Regions from separate parts of the Homo sapiens genome. Here all the other regions are linked to region 3. The links are chromatin loops, found by intact Hi-C in ENCODE. Cell type or tissue: ascending aorta. All regions are shown on one strand. Links, peaks and the distances in the headings refer to the core of each region. The heading gives the core; the rest is flanking DNA.

Region 1 (7,873 bases), core at 1,985-4,484, 79 kb after region 3:
TGACATTTACTTCCTTAACCACTACTTGTTAAAACTATTAGTGTTTTTTATTTTCTCAACACTATTTGTGCATTTGACAGAAGCCCATACATCTGTAAACATGCACAATGTGTTAGACTTATGTGAGTAGTTATGTCAATGTGATTGATAGGCAGATACATTTAATAGCTCATCAGTCATTTGATTGATGGCTGAGTATATGCTATGCCCATGTGCTAAATTCACTGACAGCATGGGCCACTGGGTCCCTGGACAATTTTTGTTAAAAACAAGAAACAGGCTGGAAGCAGTGGCTCATGCCTGTAATCCCAGCATTTTGGGAGGCAAAGATGGGAGGATTGTTTGAGCCCAAGAGTTCAAGACCAGCCTGAGCAAAATGGTGAGACCCCGTCTCTATAAAACATTAGAAAAATTAGCCAGGTGTTTTGGTGCACAGTTGTAGTCCTGGCTACTAGACAGGCGGAGGTAGGAGGATTACCTGAACACAGGAGTTTGAGGCTGAAGTGAGCTATGAATGAGAAACTGCACTATAATCTGGATGACAAAAATAAAAATAAAAATTACATATAATTAGCCGATTAGCAAACATAGGCTGGGCTTAAAAATGGAAGAAAAAGGCTTGTAACTGATGAGATACTAAACATGAATCAACAATATATACATTTATATATATATATATTTATATTAAGGCAAGTTACCAAATTTTTTCAACAAGAAAATAGTTTGAAAAAAAGCTTGTTAATCCTAGAATCAACATTAGTCAGACCTTTATTATAATTTTCTTTAGGGGCCTATAATTTTAGTCCGATATGGGGGCCTTGGGAAGACTTCAGAAGAAAGCAGTCAAAAGAATTAAGCTCTCCAGAACTAGAGTTGGGGAGAAAAGCATAAAATAATTGCAATCATTTAATCTGGTGAAGAAAAGACTGAAAAGGGACAGGATAACAGTCTTGATGCTAGTGAAAGAATTATGTTTTAAGGATGCAAAGCACTGGTTTTTCTCTCACTTACATTATGGATTGGTTAAGAGGAAAATTTCTAGTTTATAATTAAGTGTATTTTGAAATAGAAAATCCTTAATCATTTCAGGGCAAGTGGTGTTTAATGAGTTGTTGACTGGGCAGGGACTGCTGGAGACATAGGGAGCTATCAGATACAAAGGATAGTTAGGATGAAATTGGGAGGCTTAGACTGATTTCTTTGTGTGACATTAACTAACTGAATGATCTTTAGTGAGCCACTCAATCTTCCAGTGCCAGAGTTTTTTTCTCTGCAAAGCAAGAAAATAGACCTACATTCCAATTTTGATATAGTGTTATTGTGATAAAGAAATGAAACCATAGCAAAGAATTCCTGTCTTTGCCACCTCTCAGAAAGGCAGAAATTCATCCCTTCTTTGACACAGGTTTTGAATAGACATCCCAACTCTGGGAGGTTCTTCCAATCAGGGCAGCATGGCAGGGCAGGTAAGCACATAGGCTTTGAGAGCATACTACCATAGATTCATATTCCAACTTAGCTTCTTAGCTGATGAGTATCCTTGGAGCAGATATTTTAGTTCTCCAGGCCTTATTTTCCTCATCTTTGAAATGAAGATTATGAGAATAGTAATTCAGACCAGGTAGAATTAAATGAGCTACAAAATACAATGTACTTAAATCAGCAGCTGGAATATAGTAAGTACTTGATACACATTATTATCATACTCTGATCTGTGAAATTTCTGCATTTGAACATCTAGAAACCTTTATACCTTTCTAGTAGTATTTATTTTCGTATCAAAGTAGTATTTTGATTTATTTTTGAGTTGTTTGTATCCTTGCCTTTTCCCTTCCACTGGATTTTAATCTAGTTTCCTGAGAGTGGAAATTGTTTTATTCAGTTTTGTTTCCCTAAACACTTAAAATTCCCTCACAGTAGCTGCTTAAAATTGTTGAATGGAGTTAAAAAGTTCAAAGTACATGTAAAACATATCATATTTAATGAGATGAATTTCTGTGTGCTATGTGAAATTCTGTATCATTATATTATACTTTGTTTGTTTTACTGGAACGGTGTCATGGAAAGAGATTGAGTTTTAGAGTCAGAAAGAGATGAACGCAGTTCTCATTCTTCCACTGATTGGATCTGTGAGTGACTTTACTTTCCTGAACATCAGTTATAAAATTCAAGAAATATCAAATACCTTACAGGGCTGTTGTGAGGCTTAGAGACAACATGTATAAAGCAACTAGCACATAGCAGGGACAACAAATGAGTAGCTATTATTTTTTGTAATTATTTTGGTAACTATCTCAATGATCTCTGTCCTTTGAGAGGCAAACCTCAGCTCCTTGTGATATTAGTAAGATGGTTGGTTTCAAGCAATCTGTGTGATCTATCACCCCCAAGGTCTCCACTTCTCTCTCTGACAGCAGCAGGATCTACTTCCAAGGACTTCTGTCTATAGCGGTGTCAGCGACAGTCTTGCCTTTGAATGAGAACTTAAAAGTTGGCTGATGTTCCTTTCTGAGCTGAAGGGCCCAGAGAAACAAGAAAGAGATAGACATTTAGAAACTGGGCTGATGTGTGCTGACTGCCTTGATGGCAGTCTGCAATTGTGCTCCTTATCCAAGCCACAGCTTCCAATTCTGAAAGCAGATGGAGGAGATAGAAAGCAGCAGCAGAAGTGGGAGGACTGACTTCCCAGTGCTAATAGGGCTGAAAGGGGGACATTGACAACTACTGGGGTTGAGATTACTTGTCCTTGATTCTGTGGCCAATATTCCAGTCATTTTCCAAGAGTCGATTGATGAGGCACTTTCTCTGCTGTACCTCAGGAGAACAGCTTAATCTTACTTTTGGGTTCCCTGTAAAATCAGTACATATTTTTATTATAATGTCTACAATATTAGGTTGGCGGAAAAGTAATTGCAATTTTTGCATTAATGGCTTCTAGAAACCTTTATACCTTTATACTAACACTTCTTTGCACTTACTCTACAAGTTTGTTTCCTTTCACTACATTGCAAGTTCCTTATGGGTTATTCATCTTTATATTCCTAAGGCCTAGGGCTGGGTCTAGAACATAGTGTGTATTTAATAAAATTTGTTAACTTACTGTACGAATGATCCAGAAGTTGACAGTTCAGACCCTCAAGTGTCCACTGATTTCCTCTATAAACCAGGCAGGAACTTTGTCTCAATGACTCACTTTTCTGGTTTCTAAAACCAGAGGCAGTGTGCCTTTCCTTTCCCAGAAGTATTTTAAGAACCAGTGAAAGTGTTGTTGAAAGGGACTCCACATGCTGGATGGAAGCATCCCCCAAGCACTGGGCATGGCCATAATAAGATGACCATGGATTGTGTGCCAAAAGCCACTTTCACTTTATATTTCAGTATTTGTCATTTATGCAGCATCATTTTATGATAAGAATATAAAGTTTAGCAAGGTTAAGAAAACACATGTATTTTCAGTGCTGAGTTTATTCATATATTAGGAATTTGAGGCAGACATTTGATTTTGCCTGAGTCAATAATTGTGGAATTACAGTTTTTTAGTTGTTTGATTACTCAAGTTACTTTTTTCTCTGTTGTATCCAATTATATTTTGCCTCAATTCAGGAAAAATATTTAAAACTTTCAGAATATATAGATTAAGCTTTGGAATTCAATTATAATAAATTCAATAACTATTCCATAAGCACTTATTTAGTAAAAGTTTACTTTCCAGTTGTGAAAAGGAATATAAAATTTCCATTAAGCTACGGGAAGGTAAGGACACATTCAGAAATCAATGTAATTTAAGGCAGAATACTAGAAGTAACATGAACCGTGTATAAGGAGACTGGTATGGGAATTCAGAAATGGCAGAATTCACAAGCCAATTATTCATATTTAAGAGGAAGACACTTTCAAGTTATATCATATTTGGGATCAGCAAATCAATAACCCAAACCATAATTAGTAGAGATATTAGGTCACCTTTCAAATTCTATGTGTTCTTTAGTTCTTGGCTTCTTGGGACCGGTGGTAAATTTATCCTCTGATTTGGAGGTGGGGAAGGAAATAAGAGGTGTGAGAGCTGCAATTTCTCCCTCTCCAGCCTTCCCAGGGCAGCACTGTTTTTGACCTCATGGAAACTATGCAGCCAACAGTCTTGAGACATCATAAAGCTGCATGTCTGAAAAAAAATGGATAGGTAAAATGTTGGCAATTGTTGAAGCTGGGTGATGGTTCACGAAGGCTCTTTATATTATACATCTCTGCTTTTTTTGATATTTGAAAATTTCCATAATGGAAAAAAAGGAGCCACAAGTTACCTGGGTGTTTGTTATGAGGGAGTTCATTTTGTGCTATTAACTACTATACCAGGCTGGAAGCTGCCTGTGCAACTAATTCAAGGAAGATAATAGAATTTTCTTCCTTTTCCATGTAAAGCTCTAGGACATGACAGAGTTGTCCTTCTGAGAGCTAATTGCAACCTTCTCTTGCCCTTGCAGGTAGGAGACTATGGCTAGTTGATGCTTCATTATCTCAGTTGAACTTTTACCTGTAGAGTTAGTGTCATGCAGCATGGAAAATATTAGATTGGGAACCAGAAGATTTGATTTCCAGGCCCAATTCTGTCACTTGCCAGCATTTTAGACGACAGGAGACAGTGTTTATTGAACCCCCATTCTGGGCCAGCATTTATTGAAAATGCTGTGTTCTAGACAGTGGTCATATATTACCTCATATATAACATCTGTGTAGACATCACCACTACGTACCTCACTTGGGTTGTTTTGTGGCTCAAGCAATATAACACATGTAAATAACTTGGAACTTTTTAAATCTTAAAGTTTCTAAATATATAAGATATTATAAAGATTAGCACTAGCATGTATGACTTATTAAAAGTTGAATATTTTAAAATGCCTAATAATAGAAACTTGCCACTACATAGTGTTTTAAAATAATTGACATCACATCCTTAAGTTTCCACATGGGCTTACTGAAAAGGCTTCCTTTTGAAGTCTTGCACCAGTAGGTATGCATGATTACTGATTAAATCATTATATATTCTAATCAAAGCATCATTACATATATAGATAGTGGAATAAACTTACTAACTAGTAGTATTCTAAGTTTTCATTTTACAAAATTGTAAGGCATGCTTGAATTTGCATGTAACACATAATTCTTGTTCCATAGGTCTTGGCAGAAGCCACTGGATTACTCAGTGATTTTTTTTCCCAAAATGAAAGGAAGAGGAGGAAGCCAGCTGCAGCTTTGACACTTGTAATTGTACCCCAGGTAATAGCAATGGTTATATATGAGCTGTTTAAGTTGAAAGCAACACAAGTCATGCAAATTGAAAATAAAAATCAGTCACATCAATTGAAAATAAAAGAAAGGAGAGAAATGTTTGCCAAATGGAAAAAGGACACATTATGTAGAATAAATTATTTCTAATAGTCTATGAAAATATAGCTAGCAAGCAATGTGAAATAAAAATTTTAAAGTATTTGGTGTAAAGTTGAAATGATACTTAAGTACTAAATTGGGACCATTTCCATTTGGCAATTCAGGAAAATCTGGTAACACCCTGGGTGGTGTGTGCAGCAATTCTCAGTGAAAATTTTAATCCCCGTTTGGAAAAATACCAGTTGTAAAGATGTGTCTCTTCAACATATATTGGCTGTGGATCTTAAGATTCTGAAGCCATCTAAGCCCACACTGATGTGAGGTGATTATTTGAGGACATTCCACTGGGCTCTGGGATTGAGAATGATGGTAGCATGAATTTGTAAACCAATTTTATACATCTCATCATACAATCTTTTGTTTGTTTTTTTGCTTAAAAAGATAATAATATCCTTCTAATTTTATAAGTGTATCTAGTTGAGCCAAAAATATCACATCTGTAATCTAAAAGAAATGTTCTTAATCATGGAGGAAATTAGGTAATAATACAAATGAAATCTGACAACAAATTTCAGAGAAGGCAAACCTAGTGCAGCTCCATGGCTCCGTCAAGGTCACCCAGCTCATTAGCACAAAAGGATTGGACTGCAGCCTCTGCAGTCCTCATTTTTCTTCTCTGCTGCATGAAGACTGAAGTTTTTTCTAGCTGTAAAATACTGCAGCCCACATTGGAAAGTTCATTTTCTTCTTATTGCTTTAAGATTTTATTTTGAAGAGAACCAGTTTTGAAAGAAGTTGTAATTATACTGTATTTACTATAAAATAATGCTTTATTTTTATAACTTACTAAAATAGGTTAGAAAGTCTGGTCATTAATTTTGGAAGATAGAATGTGTAACAAACCAGTGACTTCTGTGTGTCTTTAGAATACAGTAGCTAATTAGATAATTCACTATAAGTAAAAAAATTGCTTTGGTGGTGTCCCCAAATATCTAAGTGATGCAAGACTAAAGATAACTAAACAGTTTATCATAGAGAAGCACAGTGGTTTAGGAGTATCCATTCTGGTTCTGTAGACAAAGACTTTGCAACTTTGGAAAATCATTTAAACTCTAATGGATTTAGTTTCTTCATTTGTAAAAGGATAGTCTCAAATTGGTTGACTTTAATGTTCCCTCCAGTTCTGTGATTCTGGACTTTTGGGACTTGCCTCAAATCAGATACTGTGATTTAATGATACGTATTAGTGATACATTCCTTCTGTATTATTGTAGAACAAAAGATTTTTTTTTATTTTAGAACTTATTAGTGACGTCTTTACATTTAAAGTTGACATCAGACTGTTTTTAAAAGTGACTCTGTGGAATACGTCTGAATATATTTCTCTCACATATGTTTTGTCAAGGGCCTCTTTCACTCTTCTGTTTCTCCTTGAATCTGTTGGGCCAGAGAAGTACTTCTTGAGCTGCTAGGGATTTTCTTTTGAAATTGGGAACAATGGTAAATCTTCAGGACAAACTTCTGTGTTATATAAATTTTTGTTTGTTTGTTTTTGTTTTTATCAAAGTCTGGTTCAATTTAATTTTCTTTTCTTTTTTTATTATATGCTGCACCCATTAACTCGCCATTTAACATTAGGTATAACTCCTAATGCTATCCCTCCCCCCTCCCCCCACCCCACAACAGGCCCTGAAGTGTGATGTTCCCCTTCCCGTGTCCATGTGTTCTCATTGTTCAATTCCCACCTATGAGTGAGAACATGCAGTGTTTGGTTTTTTGTCCTTGCGATAGTTTGCTGAGAATGATGGTTTCCAGCTTCATCCATGTCCCTACAAAGGACATAAACTCATCATTTTTTATGGCTGCATAGTATTCCATGATGTATATGTGCCTGTTTTTTAATGAAAACGTAAGCTTCTGGGTTATATAAATGTTTTTTAATGCAATGAAATACTTACATATACTATTTTGGGCAGGATGCAGCAAATAAAATTTCATAAGCTAAGAGCTTGAATTTAGATATCTTTACTCACACCTATAGGTTTAGAATAGGACACCCAACAGAAGCAAATGCTAAAATACCTCCAGATGCCTATAAGAACAGGAGAGGAAGACCCAAAGGCACAAGCAGACACACACACACATACACACACACACACACCACACACACCACTAAAAAACTAATAAAAAGGGAAACAAACATTCATTCTAGCATTTGCCCAAAGTTATATGTGTAAGTATAACTTCCCAAAGAGGAAGGAGTCAGGCAACTCATGATTTCTCAGCAACAATGGCATATTGGCTAGCATCTGTTTTGATTGTCAGTACTCATGCTGCACTGGTCTTTTTTGTTAGCATTTGATGATCTATAGAAAGGATTTTCTAGACTTGAATGGTAAGCTGTAGCCATTCTGCAAATTTTGTTTTTATTGCTTTTCTCCTACAATCACCAGAAACAGGCTAGAGTTACCAGGGCTATCATTCA
Region 2 (7,873 bases), core at 2,166-4,665, 130 kb after region 3:
AGCAAGATATGGTGCCTTGTGAGGCAGTGGGTACCCTTGTTCTAAAGTGTTAAACAGGGTCTGAGCATAGAGGAAACTGAGAAATAGGCGTGAGATTTGACTGGATGGCATATTAGAATTCTTTTCATCTCCAAACACTTTTGATTCATTTCATTAGCATAGAACCATTTCCTGAAAAGTAACAGTCCTTAACATTTTAAAATTTATTTTATTTTATTTTATTTATTTATTTTTTGAGATGGCGTTTTGCTCTTGTCACCCAGGCTGGAGTGCAATGGCATGATCTCAGCTCACTGCAACCTCCATCTCCCAAGTTCAAGCAATTCTCTTGCCTCAGCCTCCCAAGCAGCTGGGATTACAGGCATGTGCCACCATGCCCGGCTAATTTTGTATTTTTAGTAGAGACGGAGTTTCACCATGTTGGCCAGGCTGGTCTCGAACTCCTGACTTCAGGTGATCCGCCCACCTCGGCCTCCCAAAGTGCTGGGATTATAAGCGTGGGCCACCATGCCTGGCCTAAATTTATTTTAATATCATTTTTATAAAAATTATAATAATTTTATTTAATAAGAAACCAAGACATACAACTAACATCAGTGTCAGATAATGAATGGAAAGTGTTTATCCCTGAACCTAAGACCTGATTGTGCAAACATATCTATTTGCCCATTTGGCATTTATTTATTAAGCATCTTCTATGTGTTTAGGATCCTGGAGATGTAGAGCTACAGTGGTGAATAGACAAAATATTTGCATTTATGAGAGTTTATATTTCTGCATAGGAAATAGAAAATACATAAGCATAAAATTTCAGAGAGTAACAAGTGTTGTGAAGAAAATAAAACAGAGTGAGGTAATCTATGTATGCTCATTTAGAAAAGATGGTCTGGAAATGCATCTTAGGAAAGTAACATTTGAGAAGAGAATGAATGATTAGACAGTGTTAGTTATTCAAGGATATGGGTGAAGAGCATTCCAGGCAGTAGAGCAAGGGTAAGTGACAGGGATAAATTTGACTTTTTCAAGGCACAACAAGAAGGCCACTGCAGACTGAGTCCATTGAGCAAGGGAGAGATGAGAGGATGGCAAGAAAGGAAGCCAGGTTGTGGGGAATGTTCTGAGAGCAATGGGAAGACATCAGTTTTTAATTAGGCAAATGATATGATTGGAATTAGACTTTGAAAGATTTCTTTGGCTGATCTGCAAAGAATAAACACAGAAGGGCAAAAGGGAATGCAGGGAGACTACTTGGAAAGCTGTTTCCATAGCCCAGGATGGGAAGTGATGGTGAAGTGATGAGAGGTGATGATGCAAGATTCATACTGAAAAGAAGACTGATGGGATTTGGTGATGGACTGAATTAGGGAAAAGTAGAGAAGGAGAAGAATCAAGAATAATGACTACATTTTTGGATCAAGAAATTGAAATTGAATAAATGACTATGAGAAATGGAAAGAGTGAAGACTGGCAGAGCAGATTCTCTCAACAAAAATCAGGTGACACATTAAACCCTTCCTGGAAAAATGGTAGACTATAAATATACAGAGAGAGATCTTGGATATTAGGCATGAATATACAGAATGACTCTGGTCCCTGGTCCTGGAGAGTTCGTAGTCTAGTAGGGGAAATACACATGTCAAAGAAGTCAGTACAAATTAATATCCAATATGATAGAGATGTGAACAAAGGGGAGGAAGAAGGAGCTTTCAGGATTCTCAGTTTTTCCTTATGATCAAAAGGTGTATAGAGAGTTTAACAATGAGCTCAATTGGATGCAGCAGGAATGGCTAGCAGCTCAACTTGTGGAAAACATTATTACCATTCACCTATTATTTTGTGGGGGAAAGACTGGCTTTTATTTAATCTTTTCTCAGAGTTCTTATTTTCTGACATGTCAATCATCCCGGTAATTCTCTGACTATCCCTTTATATCTTGTGATGGGAAGAATATGAAATAGAAAAGAAATTCATTGATCCATTCTCTTTCATCTACAAATTCTCTTCTTATTTTCATTCCCCTATCTCTTTCTGTCTCAGCAGCAACCAAAATCTAACGTGTTTTTTAAGAGCCCATTACGAGCCAACTACGTGTTTCTTTCCACATTTCTTTACTTTCTGGCACTTTAACCTTTGAGTAAGCTAAAATTGCCAGCTGTTATTTTAAAATCATTCTTAGATTTCCTCTCTTTCTGACTCAATGTTTTATTTTCTTCACATCTCCTATCTGTCTCTTTCATCTTGTTCTCCATTCCCTTCATTTAAAGTCATCAATAATCTGTTTTTGCCATACATTTTGCTTCTTATGATTTAGATAATTTCTTCTTTTCCCCCATGCATGCTTATCATTCTCATTTCTTATTCTTCAATTTGAGCTTCTATATATTCCTTAGATACCATTTTTCTTTATTTTTGTAGCTTGTTCACTGTTCATATCACTTAATTCTGTTCTCTGTAACATGCTCTACAGCCTACCATTTTCTCAGTAAATCCATATTAAACATTATCGAACAAGTTATATAAGCTTTTTTTTGCTCTTTGAGACAGAGTTTTGCTCTTGTTGCCCAGGCTGGAGTACAATGGCACAGTCTCAGCTCACTGCAACCTCCGCCTCCTGGGTTCAAGCGATTCTCCTGCCTCAGCCTCCCGAGTAGCTGGGACTACAGGTGCCCACCACTACACCAGCTAATTTTTGTATTTTTAATAGAGACAAGGTTTCACCATGTTGGCCAGGCTGGTCTCGAACTCCTGACCTCAGGTGATCTGCCCACCTCAGCCTCCCAAAGTACTATAAGCTTTAAGTGCAACTTAATAGTTTGATAAATTGGTTGGACTAGAGATGTTCTGAACATCATCATGAACAACTAATCCTATCAAACGGAAATTTCTGCATTGTCTTTCTTCTTGCTCACTGGACTTTCCACTGATAACTTAAAAAATACATATTCTTAGAAACAGCTGTTCTACTTGGCTGCTTTTAATTGAGCAGAGACTGAATAAAGATTGTAATTAAGTATGATCCAGTGGTATCAAATAAAAATCTAAACTAAAAGTTTAGAAAATTAGATTTGGAAAAGATAACATAAATGAAAATACACACAAAGAAAAAAAGCAAGGATGAAGTACATTTCCAAGGTCTCTAGTTTTTAATAGATACTTAAAAGCCTGTTATTAGAAATTTCTGTCATTGTAGCTTGAGGAAGAATTGTACTTCTCCTTTGAAACTGAACAGATTTCCTTTTTTTCCTCTGCACTGCTAGAAAGTGAATTAGTGGCTCAAATTAGCTTTTTTTTTTTTTAAATCTACTATTCTGTAGACATTTTTAGGTCTCAAAGTATTTTGTTTCCTAATTTACTACCTACTTTTAATTTGTTATTTTATTGACTATTACTTATCTATGTAAGCCACCTCAGTCATTTCTGATGTGGCACAGGATATAAACACTCTTTCTTAGTATATCTAACCATTTGGTGTCACTGTTCACCCTGTTTCTTCCTCAGTCTAACTGACTAGAATACAAGCCATTTGGTTAGAAAAGCTGTCACATTTGGAAAGCCGCAGCCAGTCAGAGAGAAATTAAATTGTTTTTCTTTGTCTGCCTGCTGTTCCAAGTCTCTGCTGGCATTGCCAGTTATTTGGAGGGAGAAGTGTGGGGCTTGTTCAGCTGTCGGTGAGCATGGAAGAGGGTGGGTGGATTCATACCAGCCTACCCTTTGTGCCATGGAGTCAGTTAGTGAAGGTTGGGTGGGCATGGGGGGAGATTCCACCAGGTAATCCTCTGAGGAAGTGGCTGATGCTTTTTGAGAAAAGAATGTTTTGTCACTGTTGTGAAACTGATGGTGATGGACTACTAGGCAAAGCTCATATTTTCCATTTTCGTATTTCTGGCAGTAGGAGTCTTTGTGGACAAAACAACCCTAAGAAATATCATTCACTAAAGCTGAATTTGCCATAAGGTTAGTTCGGTCATCCAACAGGGGTGAGATGCTGAAATAGTAGGAATTTCTCTGTATGAGTCATACTCTTGAGATGGTTCGGGAGTATTAGGTCAGATGCCTTTGTATTTAAATGAGGAGAATGATGTAGGAGATGTTAGAATGTAACTCTTAAGCATGACAGGGGTGAGAAAGGCATGGATGAAGTAAATCCATGCTTGCTTAAGAAAAACCACTGAGGAAGAAAATGGATCCTATGGAGAATGGTGAATGATAGATATATGAACCATGGAGCTCCCTATAAAATATAGAAAGCTAATATATGATGTTTAAATTCAGAGGTTAGTTCACCAGACAGTCAGTGTTAATGCATATTTACTTCCAGACCCATAGTAGAATGATGATTCAACTGCTGGGAAATTAATTAGTCCAGTGGTTTTAGAACTGTGACTGTTCCTATGGGAAAATGAATTAGAAAACTATCATAGAAATAAACGACCCTTTTTCCCTTTTCATATTTATTTCATGATAATCTGCATGACTATGCTAAGGGATTTGAATGCATTATAATCAGTTAATGCTTATAACAAGTTTATGAGGGCAACACCATTAACATCTCCATTTTCCAAATGAAGAAATTGAGGATGAGAAAGTTATTGAAGCAACTTGCCTAAGGTCACACAGATGGAAAGTGGCAGAACCAGGTTCAAAGCCAGACACTGCTAAAGCTGTTAATTAATATTATGCTATCTGTATTTCACTCATGATTTAGGTGCAAAGAAGAAGGCAAAAAATTAACCTTACCCTTAAATCCATTAGTCATATAGACCAACATTTGAAGGTGATTATTGAGCCACTGATACATTTCTAAGGACCTACTGAGACATAGAAAAAAATGCCCCAGCATAGAACTTGGCAAGACAATCTTAAGCACGACTGCAACATACTATATTTTTCCTATAGCTGTTGGAGCTTAATAAGGTAAGGTATAAAACACTTATGAAGACCTCATGTACTAGGTCCATCTTCATTATGTCTCATGGTTTTGAAAATAGGCTCAACAACGTATTAGCTCTGTGACTTTATTCAAGTTACTTCAGTTCTCTGAACTTCATTTTTCTCACTTGTAAAATAGGAACCTACCTCACTGTGTCCAGAATTGGTGGGTTCTTGGTCTCACTAACTTCGAGAAAGCCGCGGACCCTCGCGGTGAGTGTTACAGTTCTTAAAGGCGGCGTGTCCAGAGTTTCTTCCTTCTGATATTCGGATGTGTTTGGAGATTCTTCCTTCTGGTGGGTTCGTGGTCTGGCTGGCTGAGGAATGAAGCTGCAGACCTTGGCGGTGAGTGTTACAGCTCTTAAGGTGGCGCGTCTGGAGTTGTTCGTTTCTTCTGGTGGGTTCGTGGTCTCGCTGGCTTCAGGAGTGAAGCTGCAGACCTTCCTGGTGAGTGTTACAGCTCATAAAGGCAGAGTGGACCCAAAGAGTGAGCAGCAGCAAGATTTATTGCAAAGAAAGAAAGAACAAAGCTTTCACGGTGTGGAAGCGGACCCCAGCAGGTTGCCACTGCTAGCTTGGGCAGCCTGCTTTTATTCTCTTATCCGGCCCCACCCACATCCTGCTGATTGGTAGAGCCAAGTGGTCTGTTTTGACAGGGCGCTGATTGGTGTGTTTACAATCCCTGAGCTAGACATAAATGTTCTCCAAGGCCCCACCAGAGTAGCTAGATACAGAGTGTTGATTGGTGCATTCACAAACCCTGAGCTAGACACAGGATGCTGATTGGTATGTTTACAAACCTTGAGCTAGATATGGAGTGCCAATTGGTGTATTTACAATCCCTGAGCTAGACATAAAGGTTCTCTACGTCCCCACCAGACTCAGGAGCCCAGCTGGCTTCACCCAGTGGATCCCGCAGGGGGTCTGCAGGTGGAGGTGCCTGCCAGTCCCACACCCTTCCATCGCACTCCTCAGCCCTTGGGTGGTCGATGGGACTGGGCGCCCTGGAGCAGGAAGCCGCGTTCATTGGGGAGGCTCCGGGCGGCACAGGAGCCCACTGAGTGGGGGGAGGCTCAGGCATGGCGGGCTGCAGGTCCTGAGCCCTGCCCTGCAGGAAGGCAGCTAAGGACCGGGGAGAAATTGAGCACAGCAGCTGCTGGCCCAGGTGCTAAGCCCCTCACTGCCAGGGGCGGGTGGGGCCCACCCGCTGCTCCCAGTGCAGGGTCAGCCGAGCCCACGCCCACACGGAACTCCTGCTGGCCTGCAAGCACCGGGGGCAGCCCCGGTTCCCGCCCGCGCCTCTCCCTCCACATTTCCTGGCAAGCTGAGGGAGCCGGCTCCAGCCTTGGCCAGCCCAGAAAGGGGCTCCCACAGTGCAGCGGCAGGCTGAAGGGTTCCTGAAGTGCCGCCAAAGTGGGAGCCCAGGCAGAGGAGGTGCCAAGAGTGAGCGAGGGCTGTGAGGACTGCCAGCACACTCTCACCTCTCATCACCTCATAAGATTGTTGTGATGATTACATGAGTTCTTATAAATGAAAGATGGTCGAGCACATATTGAGTTTACAAATAGTAGCTCCCTCAATTCCCTTTTATTCTCACAACATTGCTTACTACATGCCCAGAGAATATTCTAAATGCTTTATATTTATTAAGTCACTTCATGCCACTAACCCATGTGGTGGGCATTGGTATCATCCCCATTTTGTGAATGAAGATACTGGGGCAGTGCTTAAATTCAGGATGTCTGGCTTGGGTGTGGGTCTTCTTAATACCACCCTAAAGCTCATTGATACTATAAGGAATCATGCCAACCTCAGACAGCTAGAAAGAACCAGAGCTAGAAATCAAACTAGTATTTTCCCATTCTAGGTCAAGATTCTGTGTTTTTTTTGTATAATTTGGAGACTGATGAGAGTTAAAGAATTAAAAGCAAGAGTCTACGTAACAAATCGGAGATATATTAACATTGTACTCCAACGCATGAATACCTTCTAGCTTTGCCAAAATAAGAGTTTCTAAAAATGAATAATTACATATACGTAAAAATTAACAAAATACGGAAAACAAGCAAGAATATAAATTGTGTTAATGAAACAACATAAAGTAACAGAATAGTGAAAGAAAACATAAATAGAGGCAGGTTCTCAAATCAAAACCCCCAAAGCTCATTTTAACATGGCAAAACACACCAGGAGCAAAATAATTAAATTATATTTGTTTGCTGTTATGTTTTTGTTCTTCTGATAATGTTAAATAAGAATGCTTATCAAATTATAATAATCTTACAAAGAGATAAAATAATTTAACATTTTGAATTTTTTTGTGTGTCACCTGTGGTCCAAATTCAACGAGAACACCTTCCATCTACTTTTTTGAAGATTCAAATTGAAAATGTTTTAATATTCTCTTCAGATCATTTGTCATTTATTATTGTTCAAAGGACTACGAAAACTTTGTGCCTCAAACTTAGTGCCTACAAAACCAACATATAAACAAGATGAGTGATCCTTTCACTCCCAGATTTCTGTCTCTCTTATACTTTGCCTCCCCCTCTGCAAAACCAGGGAAGACTGTTCTTTAGCGATCTTCCTTTGCATGGTTGTAAATGCTGGAGGCCTTGTGGCCAAAGGACTACAACAAACCAAAGTTTCTGCACTCTAAAATTAAGGAGAAAAATAAAATATCAAAAAATTATAAATAAATGCAAGAAAATGAGGTGCTTAGGGTCATCTTTTTAATGCTGCAATTACTACTGAAAATAGGAATCATAGAAATAATAATATGTGATAGGTAACATTTATTGAGAACTTCAGCTAATATAATAGCAATCACTTTATGTGTATTCTATCATTGAATACTCACAATTTGTTCCTTCAGTAAGTATTTATTAAGAACCTACTTTGAGCTAGGCTCTCTTCTAGGACCTGGACCTTCATCAGCAAACAA
Region 3 (7,873 bases), core at 3,162-5,661:
GATGTAAGTGTGCTGTTTTAAGCCACTAAGCTTTGGGGAAATTTGTCACTCAGCAATAAATAATACGCATCCAAAATCTATCAAGGAAAATTATTTTTAATAATTTATCAGCTTACATCTTAATTAGGAGTTCATTCAATTTTAGTTAAAAGCAAAGAACAAAAAAGTCACTTGACTTCCAAAAGGATTTGTTATTCAGTCATTAGAATCATTTATTTTCTGTTTCCAGGAATCATATGCAAAGGGCTTTATCAACATTTAACAAATAACTATTAGTGATATTTAGAGAGCTACTTTTAAATTTAGAAGCAGCTTTCTTAACCCAATATATGCAATATATATAAAGCGAGAAAATTAGAATATTATTTTTTTAATACAGTATCCCCCCTTATCCACAAGCAATATGTTCCAAGACCCCCAATGGATGCCTGAAACCTCAGATAGTATGGAAGATGATTGCCATCAATTGGAACACATTTATGTTCGTGTCTTTTCAATCTTAGCTAAGTACTCATCCTGCACTGTGGCCAAAACTTTCGCAGTCTGAGGTATGACAGCAAAACTAACACAGATATCTTTTTCCTTCTTCACAGTTTCATAGATAGATGTGTTTTCACAGTAGATCTTAGCAACCTTACCATACAATTTATTTTCTTTCCTTAAGTCAAGAACTTTCACCTTTTTACTTGAAGGAAAGGAAGCACTTAATGGCTTCTCTTGGCATATTCAATTGCCAGCATTACTAACTAGTCTTGTGCTCTGGGGCCATTATTAAGTAAAATAAAGGTTACTTGAACGTAAGCACTGCAGTATCTTGAAAGCTGATCTAATAACCAATATGGTGTGGAAGGAAAATAAGTCTCGGGACCCCAAAATCACTAAGCCAAAGGGAAAAGTCAAGCTGAGAACTGCATCAGGCACACGTGCCTCCCATTTTATTCCTGAATAAGATAGTTGCAAAGATTTTTAAAAAGCTGCATACTCCCTTCACAATTTGCCCACTAGGAAATTTGTTTTGGGCCCCAAGGTATTTACCTTAAAACCATTCGGTTGAATCTTACCTTGACAATGTAAATTAATAGTTTATCTTCACAGATCAGAAGGGCAGAACTCTAAGTCATCCTTCTGCTCACCTGAGACAAATGCATATCTGATTGCATATCCTCTGATGTAAAAATGCAGATTCACCGAGATAGAGTTCCTCTACCCTCCTCACATGTAAATTGTGTACTTGGTGAAAGGCCAAAGACAAAAAAAATTGCAACCGTTTGTCTCTTATCTACCCACACCTTTTGAAAATTTCTTTCTCTTTCCCCAGTATCTGCCCTTTCCCCTTTAAATATTGAAGCCCTCAAAATCATCTTCCGACAAAGGCACAGACCTGCCTCTGAGGTGGGTGTCCTTAACCTTGGCAAAATAAACTTTCGAAATTGCTTGAGACCTGTCTCAGATGTCTCAGATACTTTTTGGTTTGTAACAGCTACTGTGACTAACTAACAGGTAGAGAAGCCAGCATGGTTACCCTAGACAGAGAAAGAATTCGCATCCCAGGCAGGATGGAATGAGACAATGCGGGATTTCATCACACTGCTCAGAATGGCATGCAGTGCAAAACTTACGATATTCCTGGAATTTTCCATTTAATTCTTTGGACCATTGTTGACCAAAGATAACCCACTGCAGAAAGTGAAACTGGATAAGGGGGGCCTACAGTATAACATTTTTTCGATATTTTTCCTTTTATCTTTTCACATTGCTTTAAATATACTTTTCTCAGAAACTTTGATGTTTGCAGATTTAGCCCAATTTATAGAATATATTTGCCAAAGCCTAATTTGTAAAGTCATATTCATGTTTAAATTAGGCAAGTTGAAGTGACAGTGTCAGAAAAGCCTGACTTTATTTAAAAAATTCAAAGATGTTAAAATATATTTACAGAATATTATATAAACCATTGAGAAATAAATTATGGTGCATACTGTTATATGAGTTATTAAAAAATTATTTCAGGCAAATAAAGAGGAAAAAGTACCCTTGGGAAGTCTTTCTTTTCTTTTTTTTTTTTTTTGAGACGGAGTCTGGCTCTGTCGCCCAGGCTGGAGTGCAATGGCGTGATCTCGGCTCACTGCAAGCTCCGCCTCCTGGGTTGATGCCATTCTCCCGCCTCAGCCTCCAGAGTAGCTGGGACTACAGGAGCCCGCCACCACGCCCGGCTAATTTTTTTATGTTTTTAGTAGAGATGGGGTTTCACCGTGTTAGCCAGGATGGTCTCGATCTCCTGACCTGGTGATCCACCCGCCTCGGCCTCCCAAAGTGCTGGGATTACAGGCGTGAGCCACCGCGCCTGGCCAGTTTTTGTTTCTTTTAAAGCAGCTCCAGAAACGTTTCTTGTCTAGCAGGAAAGCCCTGGCTCTTACAGAAAGGCAGGCAAGCTTTAATATGCAAATACAGGCCATTAAAAATAGGATCCACCCGGCGGAGCACGGTGGCTCACACCTGTAATCCCAGCACTTTGGGAGGCCGAGGCGGGCGGATCACAGGGTCAGAAGATCGAGACCATCCTGGCTAACACGGTGAAATCCCGTCTCTACTTAAAAAGAAAAAAAAATACAAAAAATTAGCCAGGCGTGATGGCCGGCGCCTGTAGTCCCAGCTACTGGGGAGACTGAGGCAGGAGAATAGCGTGAACCTGGGAGGCGGAGCTTGCAGTGAGCCGAGATGCGCCACTGCACTCCAGCCTGGGCAACAGAGGGAGACTCCCTCTCAAAAAAAAAAAAAAAAGGACCCACCCAAACATAGCAATTCCTGCCCTCTCCTTGCCTCAACATGTGCCTGGCAACATGGCTGCCCCCACATATCCCCACGTGTGTAAAACATCATGGCGCCCTTCATTTGCATATTGAAAGCTAGGGTAAAAGGGCCAGTATTTTCATGGGCTACATAAATAATACACCTGGTCAAACCAATCCCCTAGGCCCTATGCAAATCAAACACCACCTCCTCCAGCCTCCTCATATAACCGGCTGTTTTCCACCATACTCAGGGTATCCTCTCTGGGCTTAAAGCCCCCTTCCTGGCCAGGTGCGGTGGCTCACGCCTGAAATTCCAGCACCTTGGGAGGCAGACACTGGTGGATTGCCTGAGGTCAGGAGTTCCACACCAGCCTGGCTAACAAGGTGAAACCCCGTCTCTACTAAAAATACAAAACAATTAGCTGGGTGTGGTGGTGCATGCCTGTAGTCCCAGCTACTCGGGAGGCTGAGGCTGGAGAATCGCTTCAACCTGGGAGGCGGAGGTTGCAGTGACCCGGGATCACACTACTGCACTCCAGCCTGTGCGACAGAGCGAGACTCGGTCTCAGAAAACAAACAAAAAGCCCCCTCCCTCTCTTTCTGTAGGGCAAAGCCTCTTTCTTCTGTCTTGCCTATTAAACTCTCCGCTCCTTAAAACCACTCCACATGTGTCCGTGTTGTTTTATCTAAATCAGTGCAAAACCAAAAACCCTGGTGTTCCTCCAGTTATCAAAACCATATCAATACTTTGTAAGATCCTATTCAAGAACCAACTAGAAAATGTGGAGTTCATTTTTGCCTCCAACAGCAAAAAGACAGATTGGCTATTCTGATGGAGGAGGGAGAATAAAGTGTGCTTGCCAGGTGCTCACATGGGAAAATGAGCTCCAGGAAGAATTTCTAAATTTGGTAATAGATAATGTTAAGTTATTTTCCTTATCACCAGGGTCACAACGTATGATTTTTCAGAGTGAAGCACAAATCTTTTTGGCATTTCTATCTTTGGGGGAAATAGAGTAGTCTAAAAATAATGCATTAATCCTTTTCATAAAGAGAAATTATTGCTATTCTATGGAGAAAGATAATATGCATAGAATAGAAGGACCTCCTCCAGTTAAAATATATTATAATTTTTACTCATTGGATTGTAGGAATTAAGTGGAATGCTCTATGAGAAAATTCCTTGTGTAAGTCCTGAAACTTTGTCGGTACTATATATTTTTTTTAATGCGTTGATTTAAGGCTATTAGGCCATATTGTGCATGTGAAAGCGATTGCAGCAAGGGGTTAGGATGTCTCGTGATCAAAGGATCTGAGCAAAGCTTAACAGTTGCTAAGGATATTTCAGCCTCCTTAGATCAAAACAAACAAACAAAAATTACATGATGTCCAAGAGCCTAGACTTTATTTCTCTAGAAAGAACAAAATACTGGCCCTTAAGATAACATGGAAAAGAGAGCTGGCTGAACCAATAGGCTGTTAAACTTTGGAATGGGCTACTAAGTGAGGTTGTGCAATCCCTTCTCTGGCTGCCTACAAAAGTAGAGGATTTTCTCATCTGTCTGGTATGTTAGGACAGAGTTGGGATAGGAGTGCAGGAAAATGGAGATGACATCTCGACCTCCATTTGATTCTAAAACTCTCTAAGTTTGCAATGGAATGCAGTGTTGGGTAATACAGAAATAAAAACATCTATCAAGAAGGCATTTTAAAAATTAGAATTTGTAATTCTTAGAAAATTTCCCAGGAAGTTATCAGTAAAATATCTATAATGTATTATTACCCTTATTCATAATGCTTATTTTAAAATGATGTCTACAGATGGTTGCTGACTTAACAACAGTTTGACTTATGATTTTTTGACTTTCAGGACATAATCCCATCATAAGTGGACAAGCATCTGGACTTTTATGCCTGGCACAAATACAAATGCTTTTGTATTTGTATATGACTTACATAGTGCATCTTATTGTAATTATTGTATACACGGATCTCTTCTCTACTAGCCTTGTGCTCCTTCTTAGCAGGTACCATGTCTCCTCTATATCCCTAGAGCCTAGCACAGCCCTGGGACATAGTAGGGGCTGAATGAATTTTGATGGATCAACCTGACCTGGACAGACCTATCATGAACCTGTTTCTACAACACTCTGTACCTTTTCTGGTAGAATTAATTTTAATCAATTTTTGGTCATTGTCATTGCTACTTACTTCCTCTTCAGTATTAGGTTTTGATCTTATCACTAAGAGAAACAGTGTATTTTCATGGCAAGGCACAGAGTCTGCTAGACTAAAAATCTGCCTTTGTATTATTAGATGTGTGACTTTGTGCAAGTTATTTAATGTCCCCATGTCTCAATGTCTTTATCTGTAAAATGGAGATATTGACAGTACTCACCTCATGGGGGTTTGTGGAGGAAAAATTGTAGCTAAGTAATGTTATGGTTTTAATGTGTCCCGTCTAAAATTCAGGTGTTGAAACTTAATGGCCAATGTGATAGCATTAAGAGGTAAGCCCTTTAAGAGATGATTAAGCCGTGAGGGCTCCTCCCTCCTAAAAGGGATTAAGGCCTTTACGAAAGAGGCTTCATGCAGTGTTTGGCTTTCTTGCCTTTCTACATTCTGTCATGTGAAGACAGTGCTCCTCTCCTCTGCACGAATCAGCAACATGACACCATCTTGGAAGCAGAGAGCAGCCCTAACCAGATAACCAAATCTGTTGGCACCGTTATCTTAGATTTCCCAGTCTCCAGAGCTGTGAGAAAATTAATTTCTGTTATTTATAAATTAGTCTCCAGTATTTGTTATAGCAGCACAAAACAGATGGACTAAGACAGACATCTGATGAGTTTAACACAGTACCTTGCACATGGTAAGTGTTCAACAAATGATACCAATTCTTAATGTACTCTTTTAGCTTCAGTAACTCCTAATACATACTCTTTGTGGGTGTGAAGCATGCAATATCGGTTGAATTAAAATAATTTAGTATTTGAGGGAGAAATAGGCAATAACTGCAGTGGATGGAGGTTTGTACTAGATGATACCTAGTAAGTTAGCATTTGACTTAGTATTTAACATGTTTTAATTCAACATATTTTAATTACTTTTATCATCATAATTATTAGTATTTTAAAAATAAGGTGATTTTGCTGAAATCCTTGTCAGTCCTCTCTACGTTCTAGAATGTAACCATTATAACCTTATAACCATAGTTTTCCATGTAAATTTTCTGCTCATGCTTTCATAAGAAGCCTATTCTCACAGGCTATCATAGAATTTGACGATTTCCTTTCAGAGAAGCATAATTGCTATAATATGTGAGATGCATTTATAATGTTATATAATTTTTTTTAATGCTAGTTATATTTTCTCATGGCTATACTCTGGGAGTAATTTTAAAACAGCTTTTGTTTTTAATATAGGAATAGTTTATAGGAACTTCTACTATTCATTCATTAATCTTTAAAAGTTAAACAATTACAGCTGTATGTATCATATAGCATTTTAATGTCTCAAAGAACATTAAAAACAACAACTAGGATGGTGGGTGAGCTGGTCATTTGCCTATTTGCTCTCAGTTTCTGACTATCCTTTGCCCATTTCATTTTTTGAGATGTCTTGAAAAAGCTTTCTGGGTTTAGACATGGAAGATTGGAAATTGGAGGACAAGAAGCCTGGATATAGCTACCCCTCTCTTTTTCTCTGGATTGGGGAGAGCCCCTTCTCGCAGTGAGTATGTCTAGTCATAGTGATAGCTTTTGCAGGACTGGCCATCTATCACTGTTCCAGCCCTCCCTCAGCACCCTCTTTTTTTTTTTTTTTTTTTTTTGGTCTCTTTGGGCCTAGAGGTGGTTACAGCCTTCTTCTGTTGCTAATTTCTGGGTTTTTCAGCTCTTCCAAACAGCTATCCAGTATGCAAGTCTTTCTGTTGGCTTAACTGGCATGAACTCTGATGTTCACAATAGGGTATTCAGGAATTTTAGCAATTTAAATAGATAAGCAGAAACCTTTGTGTTTTTATTTCTGTGTAGAAGGTACATAGCAGATAATACAGAAGTTTCTGAAATTTTTTTCCTTTGAGTACGGGGAGTAATGCTTTATTTCTTAGATCACTTCTAAGGATTTAGGTGCTTTAGACAAGGATTTATGTTGCTCTAACTTTTCTCTTATCAAAATTCCCTTGCCCCTTCTCTGTAGCTGAAAATTTGCATAACCACACTTTTATAGTTGATGGGTAAAAGGGCAGAGGAGAGAGAATGTAGAGCCTCTGAACATCCCGCTTGTCAGCTCAGAGACTCTACTTCAACCTCAGGTACTTCTGAGTTGATTTTTAACTTTCCTGGAATAAGGAGTAGCTTTTCTCAAAAAGGGGTGGGAGTTTTGGTGAACTGGTAAGAGAGCATTTGTTACAAACAGAGGAGGGGACCCATCATAGCTGTGAAAGATCTTTCTTCTCCTGAACTGATCTTTTCTTTCATAGGGAAGTATATTAAAAGTATTGATTTATACAATGAGAATGTTATCAATAGTGAGCTGCTCAGAGTGTTCTGGATATATGTACTACTAATCTTAAGCAAAGAAAGTGCCAGAAGTAGTGGCCAAGAACACCAGGTTCTTGTTTACTGTTATCTGATTGATGTACTCCCAGGGGCTGGATTGAGTGCATTTGCTGCCTCCAGGATATATTTTTGATTGCCTCTAATTCCTGTAGGCTCTTTTGAAAGAACACAAAGTCAGATAAACGGGCAATGGTGATTTCAGCCAGAGGAGGACTAATGCCTTCCATTTAATAGTATAATTCTTGATAGAATAGGATGCTTTTTGGAGATAAAGGGCCAAGGGACCACACCTATTAATTCCCAAGATGCTCTAGATTTATAGCCAAATAAATTCTTGCAGTAAAGGGAAACTCAATAACAACAACAACAAAATTCTCCCAATTTTCAATGAGATGATATTTCCTGCCAGTAACTTCATAACTTTCACATAACTTAAATTTATGGTTTGAGATAATTTTTTGAAGGGAAAAATAAATTGCTACTAAATTTTGGCATAGGTCTTATGGTTTTTTGGACATA
Region 4 (7,873 bases), core at 3,288-5,787, 73 kb before region 3:
TAACTGGAGAGTTGTTTTGACTCCAAAGTGTTACACACACACACACACACACACACACACACACCCCACACACACACAGACAGAGACACACCACACACATACACACATTTCTTTATATAATTGTATGTATGTGCAAACATCCTATATATTTGTAATGAATTTATAATGATGTTATGTGTTTTTAAATACTTGTTTGGTTTTAAAATACCCAGACATTAAATAATTACTACATGAGAGTAATTACCACTATTTCCTTTCTAGCTAGGATTTGTATATTGTTGTAGAAATGGACATTTATGTGTTTCAATGAACTCTACAATCTTAGGGAAACAAAAGAGAGCTGATGTGACTGAAAGGGAAATAAAGAAACTTAATGACTTTAGATTTCCTCCTGCAGGATTTTCCAGACCACCTGAACAAGCGTTTTGTAAAAGCAAAACAAAAACACACAACATTTTAAACTCAAATAACTTTGGGGAGTATAGCATGTTACACCATCTTTTTGGACCATGGGCACATTAAAGTTGCCTACAGTAGACAAATCTGTTTAACATTTTAAAATTCAGCATTCCCAGCCTTATATGATCATGAAACCCTTCTATTCAAATGAGGTCTATTAACACCCAGTGGAAATGCTGTTACATGATGCATATTCTGGTAAACCCTGCAATAGAGGGATTGGAAGCAAGAATTATCACCACTATTATTTAATGTTAATCTAAAATATCTAGTGTAATGAGATGGTAATCAGAAATAATATGTATGGCTTCTTAAAAGGAAAATAAAATTTCAGACATTTTACAGAAGACAGAAATTTGTATTTTACCATGAGAGGGAGATATTTATCTAGTTTCTTATTCTATCTCTGGCAGCCAGAGTACCTATGACTTATTTTAAATTTAAATTTATTTATTTATTTTTAGAGATGGGGTCTCATCATATTGCCCAAGCTATTCTCAGACTCCTGGCCTCAAGGAATCCTCCCACGTTGGCCTCCCAAAGCACTGAGATTACAAACGTGAGCCACTGCACCCAGCTGAGAATACCTATGTCTAAAACATAGGTACTCAATAAGTGCTTGTTGAAGGAAGGATGGTTTGATGGAAGGAAGGGAGGGAAGGAGAAAGGGAATCTCTCCTGGGAAACCAGGACTCCAGAGAAACATCCTGGACAAGCTGCCCAAGAGCCATGGTTTTATAAGCTTTCTGGAGACTTTGACATGCTTCATAAATTGCTTTTTCTCCAAATTCTCATTATTTGAACTTTTGTTTTTTTACTCTGATAGAAAATATGTGTATTTGATAGCTACTAATCAGAATCCTTATCAACATAGTACTCTAAGCAACTACTACCAATTAATTGTGGTAGGTGAGAGAGCTAAAACCTGATTGCCATCTCTAACATAAGCCTCTATCCTTTTCTCCTGGTCAAATAACTTAGGCTTATTTCATAATCACTAGCCTCATGTCTGTAGCATTATCTGAAGACAAATTATCTGCTTTTTAAAACAATCTCAAATACTGTTGTGATGATTTTTAAATGCCCCCAAATTATTTGACATTCTTCCCTTCAGTAGGTGGAAGATAATTCTCCTTACCTTGAGTGTGGGCTGGAGTAGGCTTAATGAATTTCTTCTAATGAAAATAATATAATGAAAGTGACAACATGAGACTTTGAAGATGATATAAAAGGCACTGTGGCTTACTGCTTACTCTGTCTCTCTGTCTCGTAATTCACTGTGGAAGAAGCTAGCAGCCATGCAGGACAAGCCCATGTGGCAAGCACCTGATGCCTCCTGCTAGCTTCCACGTGAATGATCAATCTGGAAGTTGCTTCTCCAGCCCCAGTCAACCCTTCACATGAGACTTTATCCCATGCCAACATCCTAACTGCAACTTTATGAGAGAATCTGAGCCAGGGCCACCCAAATAAGCCACTCTTGAATTCTTGACTCACAGAAACTGAATAATACACTTTTATTGTTTTAAACCACTAAGTTTTGGGGTAATTTTCAATGCATAAATGGATAAACAATGCTACTATATTAAAGGCTTTTAAACAAATACAGCTCATTTGCAACCCCTTTCAAAGCCCACCCCCTTTTCCAATCAATTTTACCACTTTGGTATGGCTGAGTTAGCTAGTTGTCCAGCAATACCTGATTTATTCTTTCCTCCAAAGTGAAGTCGGAAAAATGTTTTAAATAAAGGGCCAAATAATAAACATTTTAGGCTTTGTGGGCCATATGATGTCTGTCACAACTATTCAACTCTGCCATTGTAGCACAAAAGCAGCCATAGACAACATGTAAATGGACCATGGCTCCCTTCTAATAAAAATTTACGGTAGTCCCTCTGATCTGAAGGGGAGACATTCCAAGAGCCCCAAGCGTGTCTGAAACCATAGATAGTATTAACCCTATAAACACTATATTTTTATCCTATACATACCTATGATAAGATTTAATTTATAAATTAGACACAGTAAAAGATGAACAATAACTAAAAATAGAATAATTATAACAATATACTCTTCACAATTTCATCAATAGAAGGCCCATTCTTACTGTAGATCTTAGCACCGTCAGCATACAATTTGTTTTCTTTCCTGAGTCCAGAGCTTTTACCTTTTCATGTAAAGGAAGCACTTTACAGCTGATCTTTGGCACATCTGAATTGCCGGTATCACTACTCTTGTGCTTTGGGGCCATTACTAAGTAAAATAAGGATTACTTGAACAAAAGCACTGGGATACCACAAAATGGCCAGTTGATCTGATAACTGAGATGGCTACTAAGTGACTAATGAGTAATGTAGCATCTACAGTGCAGATACACTGGACAAAGGGATGATTCACATCCTGGGCAGGATGAAGCAGGGCAGCACAAGATTTCATCCTACTACTCAGTACAGCACACAATATAAAACTCACAAATTGCTTACTTCTGGAATTTTTTATTTAATATTTTCCCAGCACGGTTGAACGTAGGGTAACTGAAACCATGGAAGCAGAAACTGTGGATGAGTGGGTACTACTGTATTTATGGACACTGAAATTTGAGTTTCACATAATTTTCACATCACAAAATATTATTATTCTTTTGATTTTCTTTTAACCACTTAAAAATGTAAAAACTATTCTTAGCTTGCAGCTCACTTAAAACCAGATTTGGCTCATGGATATAGCTTGCCAATTCTTATGCTAAATCAATAGATTTCTTGATATTTAGCTGGCACATGGATGCCCAAAATAAAGAATATTTTTTCAGACTATGGCCACATGACCTTGTTATGGTTGGTGGAATGTAGGTGGGAATGATACGTGCAAATTTTCTTACAAGGAAGTGGTGAACTCTCCCTTTTTTTTTTCCTTTTTTCTACTTCTCTTGGCTGAAATGAAGATCATCTTAGACCATGCAGATGACAGAGATGTCCTTGGGATGGTGAAACAGATAGAAACAGCCAGAATTCTTGGCTCTGCATGGTGCGCAGTCATACCGTTATGAGAGTGAGAAAGAAACTAGTCTTTCCTCTGTTTTTAGGTCCTTTTCACACATTAACAAATCTATATTCTAACTAGTTCAACTGGTGAGTCTTTGGCTAACATCTCTTCTGAATGTCATGACAAGTCAATGTGTTGTAATTTCAAGAAGTGCTGTAGACAGTGATTAACAGCTTTGTGTAAAGTTAAAAAAATGATTCTTGGTTACTAGCCAGGTCAGGATAGTTTGAGTATAGGACAGCTTTAACATTTTCTAAAAACCAGAATTTCTAAAAAGTTGCAGGTATTTGCCTTTTCTTCTGAGTGTTGATTTCATTGGACTTGGAAGTGAACAAATGTGCCTTTTATTCCTTTTCTCCCATCACCATCACACTTACGACCAATGAAGGAAGAATATTAATTTGGAGAAACATAAATAAGCCACTTCTTATAATCTTTGAGGAAGAATTAATTCACATTGTCCTTTGGGGAGCTTATTTATATACATGAAAGGGTTTAAAAATCCACGCCCCCGCCTCTCCAAATATCTCATGGTCCTATGGGTGTTCATATTCATATGATAACAGAAAGAAATTGTAGTCATAATTGGCATATTTATCTTGTAAGTATTTCATATTTTCCACAGTAGAACTTGGGGGTCCCAGACTGTGTACAACAATGAGAAAAGATCCCACAGCCTCAAAATCTGAAAACCACTATGAGATTCATCAACCATCACTTGGCAGCCTCAGAGCACCAGGCATTGTCCAAACACGATTGTTTGAGTTTTTGTGCTGACACAAAGTGTTTCCCATTCATCTCTCTCCCCCTTTCTCTCCCTCTTTCTCTCCCTGCCAAAAACTCAACTTTCTTTAAGTAGGCACAGCCTTCCAAGTCCTGGCTGTTAGTGTCCCTGAGAGGTTTCAGGGAGAAGCAGTCTTGGCTGAGAGTTAGAGCTAGAGGCCAGCCAGTGAAGGGAACAATGTCTGGGTTTTGAGAACAGCTGGAGCTTTGGAGGGAGAAAAGCAGCTTGGTGAATGAGGAAAGAATGTGCTTGTCACTTCAAGAGGCAAGAAACATAGACTTCCCTCCTGCTTCTGCCAATAAGTGTTTATTGGAAAGGGCAGAGTGGTGGTGATGGCAGGTGACTTTTGGTTTGGATTTTTATGGAATTTTTCAGTTTATTTTACCTTTTCAAAGAGCAGATAAATGTACAAGTCCCACACCATAAGTATTTTCAATTCTGCTCATGTTTTTATTGGATACAAATGTTGTTCCTCAGAGTTATTTTTAAGAATGCCACCCCTGGCCTATTTTGAAACTCTGCTTGCTTTCCTTGCATGTAAGTTAATATTTGTTATAGGGATTTTGGAGAAAAGTATCAGAGGGTATTAAATGGAAAGCAAAGGCCTTAGGGGGAAAGGATCCTATTCTGAGAGCATGAGCTGAATTTACAGTTAGGAAGAATTGGGATGGCCTACTTAGACAAAATAAGGATGTTTTAGCTGAAACCAAAGGTAAACCTATGAAAATTCTGACAAAGTAGGTCAAAAAAGTTTATAAGATGTCACATTTCTTAGTCATGTTTTGATTTCTCTCTGATTTTCCTGGATTCTTATGGCAATAGACAGAATAACAGAGACGATATTCCCTTTCTGAATTCTATTTGCTAGACTTGGAAAGTATGACCTGATTTGAAGTGTCACTTATAAAATGAACAGAAAGATCAATATTAGTACTCAAGTAATAATAGCTGTTACCATTTTAAGACCTCTTTCCTTTCTCTCTTTCTTGACTCTCAACATTTTTGCCTGTTTCAGGATTGGAACAAACATTCTTGAGATCCAGCTGTGTGACAGGTCATGTACTAGATCCTTTCCTTGTAAGAACCTGTCAAAAAGGAATTATTACACCCATTTTCAATATGGAAGACTTGGGCTCAGTGAAGATCTTCATAAATTGTCTAGTATTCCCTGATATCCTATTAAATGGTAATTTTAACATCAATGAATCCTGATTTAAACATGATTTGGATTCCAAAGGCCATGCTATTTCTAATGCCCCATTTTGTCTATACAATAAAATATGGGTTGATTGTGTTCAAATTAAATAATCATTAAACATTGGTTGATCAGAAGAAACTTGTATATATTATTTAGTACTACTCTTTTGTTAGTATCTTGTGATTTTTTTAGTAATGGGACTTTAATGCAAGGATGCAATGGACCACAAAACCTTCAACTATCTAGTCACTTTGGGCTTCCAAATTTCCAAGACTGAAATTGATATTTCTGGAGAAAAAATAATTCATTTTTTTTTTAAAGATGAGTCTTGCTCTGTCGTCAGGCTGGAGTGCAGTGGCCCAATCTCGGCTCACTGCAACCTCCGCCTCCTGGGTTCAAGTGATTCTCCTGCCTCAGCCTCCCGAGTAGCTGGGATTACAGGTGGGTGCCACAATGCCCAGCTAAGTTTTGTATTTTTTAGTAGAGATGGGGTTTCACCATGTTGGCCAGGATGGTATCGATCTCTTGACCTTGTGATCCGCCTGCCTTGGCCTCCCAAAGTGCTGGGATTACAGGGGTGAGCCACTGCGCCCAGCCACAATTCATTTTTTGAGTGTCTACTTTGTGTTAATTACGGTGAGAATATTAAGAATGCATTTTAGGAATTGACAAAATTCTCAGGTCTCAGAGATCATCATTTTTCTTTGCTATATTTACTAATTCATTAAAGTCAACACAAATACTTCTTAAGGAGTGACTAAATCATTAAATAAATGTAAAAGGTTTTCTTATAATCCAGAATACTTAATCAGGATTCCTACTCCCATAAGCAATTTGGGTAATCAATATTTTCCTTTGTGAATTTCAGATGAAGAGTCATTTGTACTGTAATATAGAAGTTTCAATGGACTAATATTTGACAAAAATACTGACCTATTTCTCAGAAGGATCAAATAAATGGAAGCTTTATTTTACAACTACTTTTAAAAATAAGATACATGTAGAACCAATGCTGTGAGTATAATACAACCTTGTTATTGTCACCAGCATGCTACTTGTAGGGCAAAGTGGATCAGAAGAATTGTCTGGGGTGATACAAATCTACAGGTCCCAAATTGCTGTTGCCTTTATTGCCAACATTGAATATGTCTTTATAAACATACTTTTATGTGTCTAAAATGGAAAAACCTATTTACAGATATACTCAGATATTTTAGTGATTCATTAAATAAGTTATTGAATGAAAGAATATTTATTAAGAGGTCATTTTTTTAATAGATTTCCTAGTTTGGGCATGTTATTCCTAATATTTTAAAGATTCATAAATTTAACATTAAAGAACAACTAGATAGAAACACTGTCTGGGTATATCAGCTTGTCAACATACCAAGTCAGGGCTTATTTAAGACCCTGGGCTGTCACAGAAAATGGTCTGGCCCTCACTTTTTGGCCTAGAAACTTAGTTTTGTTAGTGCTTGAATTTGTCCAGCATCAGGAAGACTAAACAAAGCGTGGCAGACCAATAAAAGCTTTATGTGTAGCAATTTAGCAGAGAAATTAACCACACACGTGGCTGGAGACAGTCTGGTGAAGTTCTGGTTTTCCATTTTACTAGATCTTGACCTTGGTCAAGTTATCTGAACTCTGTGAGTCTCAGTGTCATTATCTGAAAAATTAGGATAGTAATAGTACCTCATAGGGAACTGTGAAGCTTAAATGAAATGATGCTTTTCAAGCACTTAGCCCAATTCCTGGCAATACTAACAGCTCAGTAAACATTAGATGTTACAGTTATTGTTTATGCTAATGTTACTTTTGTGGTTCTTCTTCTTATCATTAGTATTTTTATTATATAAACCCAAAAGTTAATATATAAATTTATAATTGAACATGGTATAATGCGTGGAATGCTTGTGTAACTTCTCAAGGCTACTTCATTTCTTAGTTTAAACATAATTTGGATATAGAACCAGTAATTAGAAAGCTGTCTGGGATAGAGACAGTGGCTCATATAATCCCAGCACTTTGGGGGGCCTTGATGGGAGAATTGCTTGAGTCCAGGAGTTCAAGACCAGCCTGGGAAACATGGCAAGACCCCATCTCCACAAAAATTACAAAAAAAGAAATCAGTCAGGTGTGGTGGCTCATGTCCATGGTCCCAGCTACTCAGGAGGCTGAGGCAGGAGGACTGCTTGAGCCCATGAGGTCGAAGCTGCAGTGAGTCATGTTTGTGCCACTGTGCTCCAGCCTAGGTGACAGAGCAGGACTCTGTCTCAAAAAGAAAACCAAAACCAAAAGCAAACCAAAATGAAACAACAACAACAAAGAAAGCTGTCTGGTTAATGAGGACAAAAGATTGGTTTACAGACAAGCATCTTTTAAAATTTTGC

What was found. Hi-C counts contacts between places; a loop is a spot of excess contacts. Peaks named below come from ENCODE experiments on the same cell type or tissue, not always from the same donor. Only the 100,000 strongest peaks of a DNase experiment are listed, where the experiment ranks them.
Region 1: it touches region 3 in a loop (2.0-fold over the local background); 2 of 110 quality-filtered maps call a loop at or near these places.
Region 2: a loop joins it to region 3, with 10 times the contacts of the local background. A loop is called at or near these places in 2 of 110 quality-filtered maps.
Region 4: it touches region 3 in a loop (2.7-fold over the local background); 6 of 110 quality-filtered maps call a loop at or near these places.

The regions. Positions count from the first base shown.
Region 1 is chr4:72,812,587-72,820,459 of GRCh38, reverse strand. No RefSeq gene overlaps it. Among named protein-coding and RNA genes, the nearest start is that of ADAMTS3, 250 kb to the right of the region's middle. In ascending aorta, for the core only: no CTCF peak of the experiment used is centred there; no DNase peak of the experiment used is centred there; H3K27ac peaks cover 1,908 bases.
Region 2 is chr4:72,764,260-72,772,132 of GRCh38, reverse strand. No RefSeq gene overlaps it. Among named protein-coding and RNA genes, the nearest start is that of ADAMTS3, 200 kb to the right of the region's middle. In ascending aorta, for the core only: a CTCF peak has its summit at 3,484; no DNase peak of the experiment used is centred there; H3K4me3 peaks cover 531 bases; H3K27ac peaks cover 1,301 bases.
Region 3 is chr4:72,893,099-72,900,971 of GRCh38, reverse strand. No RefSeq gene overlaps it. Among named protein-coding and RNA genes, the nearest start is that of COX18, 170 kb to the left of the region's middle. In ascending aorta, for the core only: no CTCF peak of the experiment used is centred there; a DNase peak (open chromatin) is centred at 4,311; H3K27ac peaks cover 2,500 bases.
Region 4 is chr4:72,966,718-72,974,590 of GRCh38, reverse strand. The region is part of intron 1 of LOC105377273 (a long non-coding RNA gene); the gene reads right to left. Among named protein-coding and RNA genes, the nearest start is that of COX18, 99 kb to the left of the region's middle. In ascending aorta, for the core only: no CTCF peak of the experiment used is centred there; a DNase peak (open chromatin) is centred at 4,380; H3K27ac peaks cover 2,370 bases.